Regions from separate parts of the Mus musculus genome. Here region 1 is linked to region 2. Evidence: chromatin contacts called from ENCODE Hi-C or POLR2A ChIA-PET data. All regions are on one chromosome and are shown on one strand. The core of a region is the stretch at or near the end of the contact, and the rest is flanking DNA. Distances in the headings are between cores, read along the strand shown.

Region 1 (7,002 bases), core at 2,831-5,330, 94 kb after region 2:
TGTTGTAGGGTATGTTAAGCAGCCATACTCTAACCAGGACCCTTGCAGAAGGCTGAACATGAGCAATAATTTTTCCAAGTTGACCACTTGGTATAGTATTTAACTATTTATAAGTTATTCTTCAACAGAGGCTGAGTTTGCTTTTGTTTTTGTTTTAACAATAACTAGCATGTTGTCTGGGACAGAATAGCCTCTCAATAAATGCTGTGTGAATATGTGATGTACCTCTAAAGTGTCATGTAACCAATCCAACATCAAGACAGGAGAACACGCTGTATCTTATATTACCACATTTTAAGCATCTTTTGTTTTTAGTTTATGTATATGGGTTCTCTCTCTCTCTCTCTCTCTCTCTCTCTCTCTCTGTATGTGTGTGTGTGTATGTATGTGGTTTTTTTGTGAAGGCTAGAAGAAGGTGACAAACCCCCTGGAGTCAGGCTTATGGGCAGTTGTGAGCTGTCAGATGTGGGTGCTGAGAGCCAAATCTGGATCACTGAAACAGCAGCCAGTGTTCTTAGCCACCACGCCATCTCTCTGGCCGTTACTCCATTTAAAATCACCAGGTTAGATTAAAAAGTAATTAACCAAATAAATGTTTGTTGGGGGAACAACATATGGCCCATGAGATAAATGTAAACATGTAGTTTGAGACTAGAAATAATATCTCTACATTAACTTGAAATATAAGATGTTCCCTAGGGGCTCTCCCACTAGTCGTAATTCTATTCAAATGTATTTAGACCAATTAATAAGGAGAACAAAGTCCAAGGCCAATTAAGTATTCAAACTGTGGACTCAGGGGTCTCAGAGACTCTTTCTCTTCAGGACTACAGAAAACACACAATGAACCACTAAGAAGGACTAAAGTAATTCTTTCCCTCACGAGTGTGCAGTCAAAAGTAATTACTTCCCACTTCCATTCAACACAGTCAAAACCATGCTACCTTCCATCCCTATCAAAGGATGGCATATAATAGCTGAGGCTTTAATCGTAGGCTTTAAGATCCCCAGATTATGACAAAATTACAATGCAGCAAAGCACTCTGCTAGCTATGTTCTCAACCCCACAGTTCTCATACTCTGCTAGCTATGTTCTCAACCCCCACAGTGTTCCTCCACTGATTCAGCTCCTTATCAAGTATTAACAATCAAGGATCAGAAAGTTCTCAGAACAGAAGCTGCAAATCGATTTAAAATAAAAGAAAAAAAAAAAAAAACAGATTTCAAGCTTGAGAGGAAAGGGCTTTTCTTTCAGTCCCTGAATTTAAAAGCAAGTTACAAATTACCTAGCTCGGCAATTTTCTCTTTGAGTGCTCTCAATCAAGTGCACAAGGATGCAGTCTGTCTGTCTCTGTCTCTCTTTTTCTCTCTCTGTCTCTGTTTCTTTCTCTCTCTCTTTTCTAATCAGTCTCCAGATGGTTTTTCTTTTTTTAATAATTGACCATGTTTATTAAAAAGGCTAAATACCGGTGGGCAGTGGTGGCACACGCCTTTAATCCCAGCACTTGGGAGGCAGAGGCAGGCGGATTTCTGAGTTCGAGGCCAGCCTGGTCTACAGAGTGAGTTCCAGGACAGCCAGGGCTACACAGAGAAACCCTGTCTCTAATCTCCCACCCCCAAAAAACGGCTAAATGCCTAATCACTAACATGTTTCTTTTTTTCCCCACATTTTTTATTAGATATTTTCTTCATTTACATTTCAAATGCTATCCCAAAGTTGCCTATTCCCTCCCCCCGCCCTGCTCCCCTACCCACTCAAGCCCACTTCTTGGCCCTGGCATTCCCTGTACTGGGGCATATAAAGTTTGCTAGACCAAGGGGCCTCTCTTCCCAATGACGGCTGACTAGGCCATCTTCTGCTACATATGCAGCTAGAGACACGAGCTCTGGGGGTACTGGTTAGTTCATATTGTTGTTCCACTTATAGGGTTGCAGACCCCTTCAGCTCTTGGGTACTTTCTCTAGCTCCTATATTGGGGGCCCTGTGTTCCATCCTATAGATGACGGTGAGCATCCACTTCTGTATATGTTTCATTTTTTAAAAATATGGGTGCTGTTAATTCTACCCATGAATGGTAGCCTGGCAGACACAACCTGTTGTGAAAAGATAAGGAACTCCCGGTGGGGGTAAAGCAGAAGTAAAGTCTCTGAAGACATGTCAATAATAAAATGATTTCAACACCAAAAATTCACAACCCACAGATGTGTGAACAACAGAGAGACCTGCACACATATGAGTCTCTCAAAGAGAACAACAGGAAGGACAGCAGTTTCACATTCAAACCGACACAAAATGACCCGTTATAGAGACCTGAAAGTTTAGTAAGAGTTCTGAGGTTCGCCAACACGGTCAAGTTTCAAAATAGTAAAAAAACACATGAACACTCAAGTGGTGTAACCTTTCGGGCTGGAAAAACTTGACAGGAAATGACTGAAAAGACTTTAATGGCAAGCATCTCTAGGGACGATGCTTATGACTATGAAAACACAGGTCGGTCCTAGTGGTGTCTGGGTAATATAGGTGCTGTGATGATGAGCTTAGCTTTATACACAAAGAAACAGAGGCACCAACTGATGGCCCAAAGCAATGCAAATAAAGCAACTCAAGAGAGGGAGTGAACTGCAGCCAGTCAAACGCCCGAGTCCCATAACCAATGCACTGCCTCGCACTGTTACACCTCGAACACCTCTGAACCCAGTAACACTAGGTCAGTGTCATGCAGTAAGAAAATCACAAGCGAACCAAACTGACCTCTGAGCGTCTAGGGCACAGCTTCAACATCGGTAAAACAAAGGTATCAAAAGAGTCAACTAAGATGAAGTTCACATAGCCTACAAGTCTCATAAACTGCACATCCACTTCCAGGAAAGCTGTCCCTGGCCTTCCACAGACTCTCAAGGGGTAAAAGAAACCTCTCTCCGGATGGCTAAGAACAACTAGAATACATCCTAAAAGCAAAGACAAACAAGCAAACGGAAAACAAAACCAAACACTGCCCAGTTTCGCTTTCTCATTCCCACATATTCTCCCTCTCCCATTAAGGACTGCACACCAGGCTTCACAACGAAGAGCACTGTTCCCCATCACATTCCAGGCTTGCTAAGTAGTTGCACATATAAGCTTCTGCACCTGTTTTTCTTGTGATCGTCTAAAAAAGGCCACTGCGACTGGGATAATTGGCTCAATGAGTAAAATACCTGCTGACCAAGCAAGAAGCCCTGAGTTTGGTTTGCCCAGGATCTGGTTAGAAAACAAGCCGGGGAGTAGTGGGCTTGTCCACTCCAGCACCGGAGGGCAGGGATGGGAGTATCTCTGGGGCTTTTTGGTCAGTCAATCTAGCAAAAACCGGAGGTGGAGGTGTTTCCAGGTTGGGTAAGACAGACTGTTTTCTAAAAAGTGGAAGATAAAGACAAGCAGCTTCCTCTGGCTTCTGCTCTGAATTTCTGCTCTGATGCACCTGCACGCTCGTGCTCGTACACACACACGGGAAGAGAGAGAGAGAGAGAGAGAGAGATGCAGACAGACAGAGACGGAGGGAGAACATTGGGGGGGGATGTCCTCCATCGCTATTACATTCCTCTCTTTCCGAAGAATCTTACGCCCAGCCTCACAAGTTCCAAGCCGGCGAGGAAAACCAATCAATAACCAGAGCCTCAAGGCTGAACTACAGAGCCAAGGCTGAAATGATGTGCCAGAGGAAAACCAGAATGTACTGTCAAACTATGGGACGCCCAGGATTCCCGACCCCTCTGCCCTCGTCCCCTCTTCTCTCGCTCGCCTTCAGCAATTCTGGTGCCTACGGTCGGCTGGGCTCTGCCTCCGGCTGCGGCGTGAAGAAAAACGTTACCCGAACGGGGGCTGCAACGTGGCCAAGTCCTAGTTCTGGGGTCCGAGGAAGCAGCGGCCTCATCCAGCACAAATCCTACCCTCCACCCGCCCCCCAAAAAAATCTCCAGTGTCGATCTCCGCCAGCGTTAGGAGCCGGCTCGGAGCTTTTACGTTTCCCAAAGTAGCTTCCGCCTCCGGGTTGGCCTTTGCCGGAAAGAGCGTGAGGATGACGTAAAGTGTCGCGCTGCGAGCGATTCCGGAAGAAACAGGAGTGCGGCGTGAACATGGTGAGCGGAGTGGGAGAACTTTGTCAGAGAGTTTTGGGGAGCAAACGGGAGCTCAGCCTTTGGCCAGATATAGACTCGGTGCTTCCTTGTTTGTTTGTTTGTTTGTTTGTTTGTTTAATTCCATTCTGGCCTTAGTTCGAAGGGAGTAGGGAGGGGGACTGAGTGCTGTTTGGGGAGGGGCAAGAAAAATAGAAGAGAACTTTAAAAGATGTTTTCAGCTCTTTTTAACTCGAAAACTTCTGTTTCAAGGGGAAGCAAAAGAAAACAAGGAAATATGCGACTATGAAGCGAATGCTCAGTCTGAGAGACGAGCGACTGTGAGTGGTCAGAACCAACTGGTTTCTTAAACTGATCAGAACTACAGAAGTCACGATGGGCTAAGTAGAAACATCTGATGTACTGGTTTCTTAAACTGCAGAAGTCACGATGGGCTAAGTAGAAACATTTGATGTTTTTTTGTTTTGCTTATAATGTCTTAGGTCTGTGTTGCATGGAATTATAGTCACACATTCGGTGGGGCAGGGCATGGTATCGTTGTGGGAAAGCCGGTGAGGAGGTCATACCATGGCTGTCTTCAGGTCCTGCCACCCAAGTTTAAAAAGGACGATGGGAAAAGTCCAAGATAGTCCCATTTTATAAGTTGTAAGAATTCAGAACCTTGCCGGGCGGTGGTGGCACACGCCTTTAATCCCAGCACTCGGGAGGCAGAGGCAGGCGGATTTTTGAGTTCGAAGCCTGGTCTACAGAGTGAGTTCCAGGACAGCCAGGACTATACAGAGAAACCCTGTTTCGAAAAAAAAACAAACAAACAAACAAAAAAAGAATTCAGAACCTTCGAACATGCTAGTATGATATTCCCATTATAAAGAACACTCAAGGGGCTGGTGAGATGGCTCAGTGGGTAAGAGCACCTGACTGCTCTTCCGAAGGTCCAGAGTTCAAATCCCAGCAACCACATGGTGGCTCACAACCATCCGTAACGAGATCTGACTCCCTCTTCTGGTGTGTCTGAAGACAGCTACAGTGTACTTACATATAATAAATAAATAAATCTTTTAAAAAAAAAAAATAAAAATAAATAAAGAACACTCAACCAGTTTCTCTGTATCGGTAAGGACTGGGTAAACAGTTAATTTAATGAAGACTGGGCTTCTTCGTGTTTAAGATTTTCGGAACAAGAGAGTGGTCATTAGAACCTTCAGAATTATTATTCTCAGCTTCTGATGTGGGTTTTTATTTTATCTAACAATGTCCCACTGATCACTTCCTTGTGTTGAGTCTTTATTTTATACGTGTGTTATGTTTCAGGCCTTTATAAATAACGTGGAGAAACTTTCCTCCTAAACTTGTGGTTTGAGTCCTTTTTGGTTTGATTTGGTTTGGTTTGTTGTTGTTGTTGTTGTTGTTGTTGTTGTTGTTGTTTGAGACAGGGTCTCACTAAGTAGCCTTGGCTACCCTGAAACTTGCTATGTAAACCAGACCTCGAATTTTTAGGGCTCTGTCTGCCTCTCTCTCCCTGGAGCTAGGAGGGCCACCATGCCTACCTTGGGATATTCAGAAGTCTTCAGCAGGTTAATAACAACCTCTTCACGGCCTCTTACACGTGGTTTGTTTTTGTTTTTTTTTAGCATATATTATACATAACAATAGATATCATTATGTTATTTTTCAAGTGGGTATATAATGTACTTTGAGTAAAATCAACCCCCATTTATACCAAGAAAAAAGTTAATAATTAGAATTTATTCATTAACAACATCTTGAGTTTATTAGCCTTACTGATTAATTTTTATATTTTCTGGCTACTTCCTGCTCTATTTACTTGTTCTCATAGTATATGTTGATGCTAACATCACAAAGTCCACAACTGGATTTCTTTGGTAGCAGAAAGAGAATGGAACTTGAGGTGATAGAGATTGAGCCCAGGGCTTCACGCGTGCTAGGCCAGCCCCAACAAACTGAAACTTCCAAATGAAATTTCAACTGCATCATGTTTCCCTTCTCTGGATTTGCTTTTTTTGCAGTAAAGAAAAGGATAGGTTGAAGCCTAAGAAGAAAGAGAAGAAAGATCCGAGCGCGCTGAAGGAAAGAGAAGTGTGAGTACTAAAAGCGTCAGCTTGCCTTTCCACTCAGACACTAGAAAGCAGTGGCCCTGTAAGATTCCAGGCTTCCCTGACTTCATTGCTTGTCGAGTGAAAGTGCTATCGGGGGGCACATTCTCATCTCCATGCTTTGAGGTTTTGAATCCCATTGAGCAATAAATTTTCCCTGAAGGCACTAGGACTAAACTTTTTTTCTCTTCAAAAAATCTTTTAAAACAAATAATTTCTGTTGTTTGCCACATTAAAATGTCATAAAAGAGAGACTATATTGCCACAAATCGGTGAGGTTATATATTCTGGATGAAGGTCATTCCTTTAAAATAAGTACCTTTAACGTCATGAAAAATCTGAGCACATTTTGCATAATTTTATCTTCCTGCTCTGGATTCGCAGAGGCTGTATTGTCACCGCAGTTCCTGGCTCAGGAACATCATGAGGTTTTAGATGAGTAGTGGGCTCTGCTATGGTCCTAATGCTAGACAGTCTGTTTACATTCCATCCATTTTAGGGTTCTGAGAATGGCAACGTGCTATAGCATTGATTTTAATCCTGATAACTAGATTCTTTCTGTGCCCGAAGACTAGTCTCCAGATCGAGGAAGAGCTACGTTTGGAATAGTTGTGTTTTTAAAGTTATATCAGAGCTTTCTAGTGAGCCTGAAAATAGCATGCTGTCAACTTTCCTTTTTAAAGTTTCTTTAATTATGTGTATGTGTGGCCACGATGTGTCTCTGTGGGCATGTGCACTTGAGTTTGGGTTTCTGGAGGCTGAGGGTGGAGCACCC
Region 2 (6,848 bases), core at 713-3,212:
TTAGGCTAGGCCTCCAAAGGTTAGTAGGGAATTCATTTAGACGCAGAGAGGGCCAGCTACGTGCAGGCACTGATCTGCTGGGAACATGAAAGCTAACAAAACCCTGCTTAAGCAGAACTTGTATAAGTTTGAACACATACATAGAAATAGAAATACGTGAGGGGGGAATAAATGCTATAAGAAAGCATAAAGCTGGATGAGGGCACAGAAGGGATGAGACACGGTGAACTTTGCTAAGATACAGAAGACCGTTGCAGGCAAGAGAAGAGTATGTGTGCAGAGCAGGAGGCAGAAGATCCTCTGTAGTGGGACTAGGCGTACAAGCAACGGGAATGCTACCTGGAACTACAACGGACAGATAAACCAGGCTCAGGCCAAGGGCTGCCAAAGCCCCTCCTAGACTAATCAATTGCACCTTGCCCAGTCTGGCATTGCCAGGCTCCTGTGCCTTCACTCCAGAGACACCTGGGTACTCAGGAGAGGTCCCCAACTCATTAAATCCTGGGCAAGGCGTTGTTGGGGCGGGGAGGGGACCTCCTGTGATAACAGAGTCCAGAACCCGCAGCGAGTGGTGCAAAATAATAAGTTGAAGAGTTGGAGCGAGGCGTGGCTTTTCAAAATGTGCAAACAACGCTGACATCTAGACTTCCTGGAACACAGACCCAGTCCCTCGCACAGGTCAGGGCAGCCTTCTCTTTCACAGAGCTCCTAAACCCTTGCCTAAGTCCTCTGCGTGTCCCAGCAGACCTGAGCCCGGACTATACACTTGTCTTGGCGCGCCTGCTTCGCTGTCAGCCCGTTCCTGGAGATGCGTCTGTCTTCGCGCCCTGATGTCCCCACTCCCCCCCCCCCCCCCCCGCCCAGATCCTCCACCTACTGGCGCCCGGAGCCAGTTTATCCTTCTCTGGGCCTCAAGAACCCAGAGCGCCCACCCAGCCACTGCAGCTCGTTAGCCCAGCACAGAATGAGTGAGAAACGCACACGAGCTTAACGTCGGGGTTCTGGGAGAACTGGTGTCCAAGGGAACAGATAGTAGATTTATTTTCCCCAAAATAACTTTTTGAAAGCTGGTCCGAGCCCCGGTTTCGGAACCTCGGAGCGGTTTCTCTAGTAGTTACTGAGGACAAAGGGACAGGACCCGCACTCCACTGAAGGCGTAACTGTCCGGGATACCCGCATCCCTTTGCTCCACCCCGCCCCCAGCCCTATCCCCTCTTCAGTGCTCACCCGGTGAGCCGCCCTCGCCGTGCAGCCGCGGGTCGCTGAGGGGTTTCCAGGCGCGCGACAGAAGGTGCAGCCCTGGCTGCTATCTGCTGCTGGCCCCGGGGATGGCTTCTCCGAGTCTGGACAGGTGGCTGGACTCGACGCAGCTGCTGGGTTCGGGGTGGCCTCCTGGCCTCGGCCTCTGCGAGCCTCCCAGGGTTCCCCTGGGCCGGCTGGTTCCACTCAGAGGGCGACAAGCCGGGGACCGGCGCGTCAGGCTCTCGGAACAGACTGTACACCTTGGCTGCAGCCGCTGCGGGGTGGCTGCCCACGGGGTGCCACAACCGATTCGCATCCCTGCTAGCTGGTTCGTATCTCCCTATGGAATCCCGTTGGGCATGACTTGTCCCCATCAAGACAGCCAGGACAAGTGGCAGGAAGCCCCTCCAACGCACCCGTCGGATGCATCCGGAGCAGCGAGCGGTGGTCGGCGCTCTCATGGCGCCAGAGTGGCTGCAGAGCTGTGGGCACCGGAGACCTCGCGGGGAGGTGCTTTCCATCGTTCGCTCCACAGACCCGCCTGGCGACTTGCCCCTTCCCGTCTAGGGGACCTCTGAAACAGCCGTTTGGGGGTCCAGGGGTTCCTAGGTAAGGGCTGTATGGCGTGAGCTGCCCGGGCTGCGCACCGAGCCCGAGCCTGCCGCACCTTCGCTCCCGCACTGCCGCCGTCTGAAGGGGAACCGAAGGGTTTTATTTTTGGAAACCGCCCCCTGCTTTTTCGCCTCTTTTATCCACGCCATGCCCCCCTCCTTGGAGGGACAGCTCGGCCCCCTTATTACGGGAGACAAGAATTCCAGCAACACCCTCTTTGGCACCGAGAAGCGAGCGGGCGGCGAGGGGATTAACCCGTGAGGAGCTGCGGGCGACAGGGCAGACCCGGGGACTGGAAAGACAGATGGCGTCTGCCTGGACCAGCGCACCTGAGCTGCCTTTTTCCTGTCCTGGGCAAACTCAAGTTGTCCACCTGTCCTGGATGTATTTTCTGTTCCTGACCTCACGGACCCAGATGAACTGCTTCTCGGGCCTGAAGGAAGCTGGGGAAGGTACCCAGACCGGAGTAATGGGGACCGAGCCCGAGGCATGCGCGCCTGGTCTCGTTGCTTCCACCTCTGACCGCTGGGGGCGCTAGGCGAGAATGCAGGTGTCCCTGGGGCAGCTCCCAAGAGCCGGTTGCCTATGGGGAAGGGCAACTTGGGGCGCGCGCCCCCTGGTGGAGCTGGTCACACCCTTGGCCACCGTGTTTTGTAGCGACACACTCTGCCAACCTGCTTAGAGCCTAGATCTTAATCTGCTTCCTGTGGCGCCAAGCCTTGACCTGGGCCTATGGTGATGGTGGATGCCCGCTGGAAGAGTTGTTCTCTTTTTACAAAGGTAGGCATGGAGCCTCTTGAATAAGGTGACTAAAGGAGAGTATTGCTAAAGATGGAAATAAAACCCAGGCTAGTGGCCTCTGGCCCACAGTCCACTCTTTGAACTCCTACCACCGCCCCTCATTCCTTGGAGAATTTCCCCAAGGGGCTGCATGAGCCTTTGAGCCCTGCTGGGCCGGGTTCTCACACCTTCTTGTATTGAAGGGGACAGGGATGTCCGTTGCCTCCCACCTAAATTAACCTTCTTCCCTGTGTCCCATGCCCCAAAGCCTAAAAGGCTAGGCATATATGGTTTTCCTGAAAGTGTTTTCACAGCCTACTGGCTCCTAAGCAGACAGGATAAAAGAGCCTGTAAAGGCACCAATTACAACTTCCCATACCAGCCCCTCCCTTCCCAGAATCCTAAGTAATACCTAACTGGATTAGAAAGTCTCAATATTTGACACTGGCCTACGGAGTCCTCCCTGCCCGGCTGGTTTTCTGACCGATCTGAACTTACTCCTGCTCGGTATTCATTACACAGTACCCTCACAGTCTCTGCTTGGCAAATGTTTGATGCATTGTGACGGCTCATCTCTCTACCTAGAGTATTCATCTCCAAGAGGTCTTCAGGACTACCTCTTCATTTCACCTCACAGAGCAAACATCGGCCCCTACAGTGGCCATGTGTGTTCTTCCGCTTCCCATTCCTGTGAGGAAATACCCAAGCTTGCCCACTTACAAGGGGAAATCATTTCCTGGGGCTTTGTTGTTGTCTTGGGTTGGTTTGGTTTTTGTTGTTATTCTTTGGTTTTGGTTTTTCTCAAGACAGAGTTTCTCTGTTTAGCTCTGGCTGTCTCCTTTGTAAGACAGGATGGCCTTCAGCTCAGAGATTTGTCTGTCCCCTGAGTACTGGGATTAAAGGCATACGGTGCCACCTCCCAGTTCTTCCCTCCTCTTTTAAAACATATTTTAAAAAATTATTTTCAGCTATGTGTAGGTGTGTGTATATGTCTACATATGGGTGTGTGCACACGAGTGCAGGGTCCTTTGGAAGCCAGTTACACAGGATCTCCTGGAGCCGGACTTACAGGTGATTGTGAGCCACCCAAGGTGGCTGGGAACTAGGGACCTCTAGGGACAGCAAGTGCTCTTCACCACCAGCTCTCTTTAGCTCCATTCTTCTTTACTTAATACATGTCAGACAGGGTCCTTGGCTTGCCAATTTCTACCAGATACAAGAACTAAGTAACTAAGTAGCCTTTGTAACTAAGATCAACTTTAGAAGCTAAAGAGTTGAAAGCTATTCAATTCCATCACGATCATATCTAATTTAATCCTCTTCCTCTCCCCACTGTATCCTCATGAAAAAGCTGCAGGCCCTATAGTGGGGAAAGTGGGGTGGGTGGGGTCGGATCTGTTCTTCAGACTCCCCTTTCACGCTCTGGCTCTCCAGGGTCATGTTTCCACAGGAAGTGTCAGAAAAGGAGTAACAAAGTCTTATTTAGCTGATGCCCAAGCATTGGTCAGCTCATTCATAGGCATGTGTGGGTTCTTTGGGTGTGTGTGTGTGTGTGTGTGTGTGTTCCACCCCAAACTGTCATAGCAAAGTCATCTTTGACCAACCTCTTGGCAATCCTGCATTCCTTGCCCCAAGAGACATTCCAGTCCCTGCCAGGCCAGGCAATGGTAAGGTGGCTACTTAACTTCCCTACCATGTAGACTATTCTAGCAAAGTTCCACAGTTACAATTCTCCATCAGGAAGTGCATGTGAGTTTCTTCATATGTGTTCTTGCTCAGTTTCTAAAGATGCACATTAGTAGCTGCCAAGAACTCTCTTACTGTGTCTTGGCATCTGTGGTGGTGGGGAGATCTGTAATAGCCATCGATTGCCCGAGCACCAGAAAAAAAGACAGCAGTCATAGCATCTCCTCTTCTGCCAGATGGTGGCCTGCATTAGGAGTGTCCTCAGGCTCAGGGAAACCTGAACCCCGGCTTCTAAGTTGACCAGAGAGTTCTTGCCCCAGTGGCTAACTCCATCTTTTTCACCTATGGGCAGGAACCAAGGTAGTTGGTAAAAGACCTGTTCTACTTAACTGTGTCCTATACTTCTCTTCAGAAGGCCCTGTTGTTCTAGGCTCTGTCACTTGAGTGGACAGTGTATGTTTGTGTGTGTGTGCGCGCGTGCATGTTCATGTGGGGTTGCATACATGTGTGGTAGCCTGAGGTCACCCTTGAGTGTCATTCCTCAGTGGTCATCCATCAAGATCTCTCACTGGCCTGGGACTTACTGATTCCACTAGACTAGCTGTTTAAGAAGCCCGGGAGATTTATCTGCCTCTGCCTTCCCAGTGCTGGAATTAACAGACACATGCTTTCATGCCTGGTTTTTCATTTCTTTTTTCCTTCTTCTTCTTCTTTCTCTCTTTCTTTTGTTTTTCGGTTTATTTTATTTTATTTTATTTTAACCTGTGTTCTGGGGACCAAACTTAGGTCCTCGTGTTTGCAGGCAGGCACCCCATCAACTGAACCATCTCCCCAGCCCAGCTTCAGCAGACACACTAAAACCACAGAAAGAGTCCTGTTCCACAATCTATAAAATTACTCATCAGTCTGACTTCCCTAGCTACTGTATCTCTAACTGAGCTGAACATACAACAGGGCTAGAATCTGGTGGGTGGTCAAGAGACACCTGGATGGCAGCTCTGGGATGAATGACAGAGTGCCCCATCAACCAGGCGCAACTGGTATCGCTAAGCCCATTTGAAGAGAGGAAAATGTGAGCTCTGGGTGGCCACTCCTGGTCCAAACTCTCATACTTGCTGTCCTTGGGGATGAACGCCACCTCCGTCCCCAGAACACTTCATTTCCTCCCTTTACAGTGAAGCAATCGCCAGCCAGCCCGTGCTGACTCTTCCTGGTTGCAATGGGTGCCCATCTCTGCAGTCCAGACCTTCCTCCTGTTCTACCTGCCCTGGTGCCTTCATGGGCCCTCCTCTCCATCCCCAATGCTCACCTCATATCCCCAAGAGCTTCTCAAGGCCAGAAACCTTGGCGTCATCTTGTCCCTGAGCTATTTTTTCCTCCTGTGTGTCCAAGTCATTATTACTGCTCTGTCTCCCCGGCCTGCATTTCTGGAAGTCTGCCGCCCATTCAGCCTCTCACTGCCTCAGCCAAAAGCCGCAGCAGACGCGCTTCCCTCACCGCCGGGCACCCCTCCCACTCCTCAGTGAGTACGAGTGGTCCTTGGAAATCCCCACCTTGTTCTCCTGGGCCCACAGCCCCGATAATCTCCAAAGCTTGGCATCTGCTACTTTTCTGAGCACCGTCCTCCCATCCCATCCCATGCCTCCTCCCCCTGCCCCCAAAACACACACACACACACACACACACACACACACACACACACACACACACACAACTGTTTGGATCTCATGGCATGGCATTTCAAAGTCCCCTCTCCCATTAACACTTGAGTCCTGATAGATATTTTTTACTTCATTTTGCTGTTTGAAGCTGCCAAAATTTACGGCACCTAGTACGGCCCAGGCACTATGTTAACTGTGCTCTGCAAATGACTCATGTACCAGACCTATAGGGCAGTGGTTCTCAGCCTATGGGTCAGGATCCCCACCCCCGCCCCCAAACCATTGGAAAGTACAGATATATACATTTTGATTTGTAACAGTAGCAAAATTACACTCATGAGGTAGCAATGAAAATCATTTTATAGTGTATGTGGGGGGTGGGGGGGGTCACCACAACTGTATTATGGGGGTGGGGGAGTCACCACAACATAAAGAGCTGTATTAAGGGGTCACAGCATTAGGAAAGTTGAGAACCACTGCAATAGGGAATCATGACTTCCACAAACACCAAGAAGAACACTGAGTCTGGGAACAGCTACTGGCTTGCCCAGGACCACACAACAAACAGTAAATAACAGATACAAGATTCAAACCTGGCTCACCTAAGCCCAAGCTTTAAGTCACAAACGCACACTACCCTGCCTCAACCCAGGGCTCCCATCACAACTACCTCCACGGTTATGACCACTAACGGATCGCTGGTGCCTCCCTCGTGCCTGCCAGCTCACAACTTAATACCTGAAGAACTGGGGTGATCAGAACACTCTGGTTCCCTGAACCCTGTCTGCCCAGTTGGACGAGGGGTTAACTGTTCCCAGCATGGCCCCTGACTCACCATGTGTCATTTCCCTGTCACTGATGAGACAG

Evidence for each region. Hi-C counts contacts between places; a loop is a spot of excess contacts on that map. ChIA-PET counts read pairs that join two places held with the same protein, here RNA polymerase II (POLR2A).
Region 1: a map of heart shows a loop between it and region 2 (4-fold over the local background). The contact joins the promoter of Fcf1 here to the promoter of Ltbp2 in region 2. A Hi-C loop is called at or near these places in 8 of 37 maps with a recorded cell type or tissue (Patski, heart and left cerebral cortex). POLR2A ChIA-PET finds 5 or more read pairs at or near these places in 4 of 5 experiments (Patski and embryonic stem cell).

The regions. Positions count from the first base shown.
Region 1 is chr12:84,966,850-84,973,851 of GRCm38, forward strand. Fcf1 (FCF1 rRNA processing protein) reads left to right here and starts at 4,081. Exons shown (of 8, transcript NM_028632.2): 1 at 4,081-4,116; 2 at 4,366-4,433; 3 at 6,141-6,212. The coding sequence starts at 4,114. Arel1 (apoptosis resistant E3 ubiquitin protein ligase 1) reads right to left here and starts at 4,000. Exons shown (of 20, transcript NM_178065.5): 1 at 3,780-4,000.
Region 2 is chr12:84,874,529-84,881,376 of GRCm38, forward strand. Ltbp2 (latent transforming growth factor beta binding protein 2) reads right to left here and starts at 1,963. Exons shown (of 36, transcript NM_001370743.1): 1 at 1,228-1,963. The coding sequence starts at 1,703. It overlaps D030025P21Rik (RIKEN cDNA D030025P21 gene), which reads left to right and starts at 1,274. Exons shown (of 1, transcript NR_028577.1): 1 at 1,274-5,227.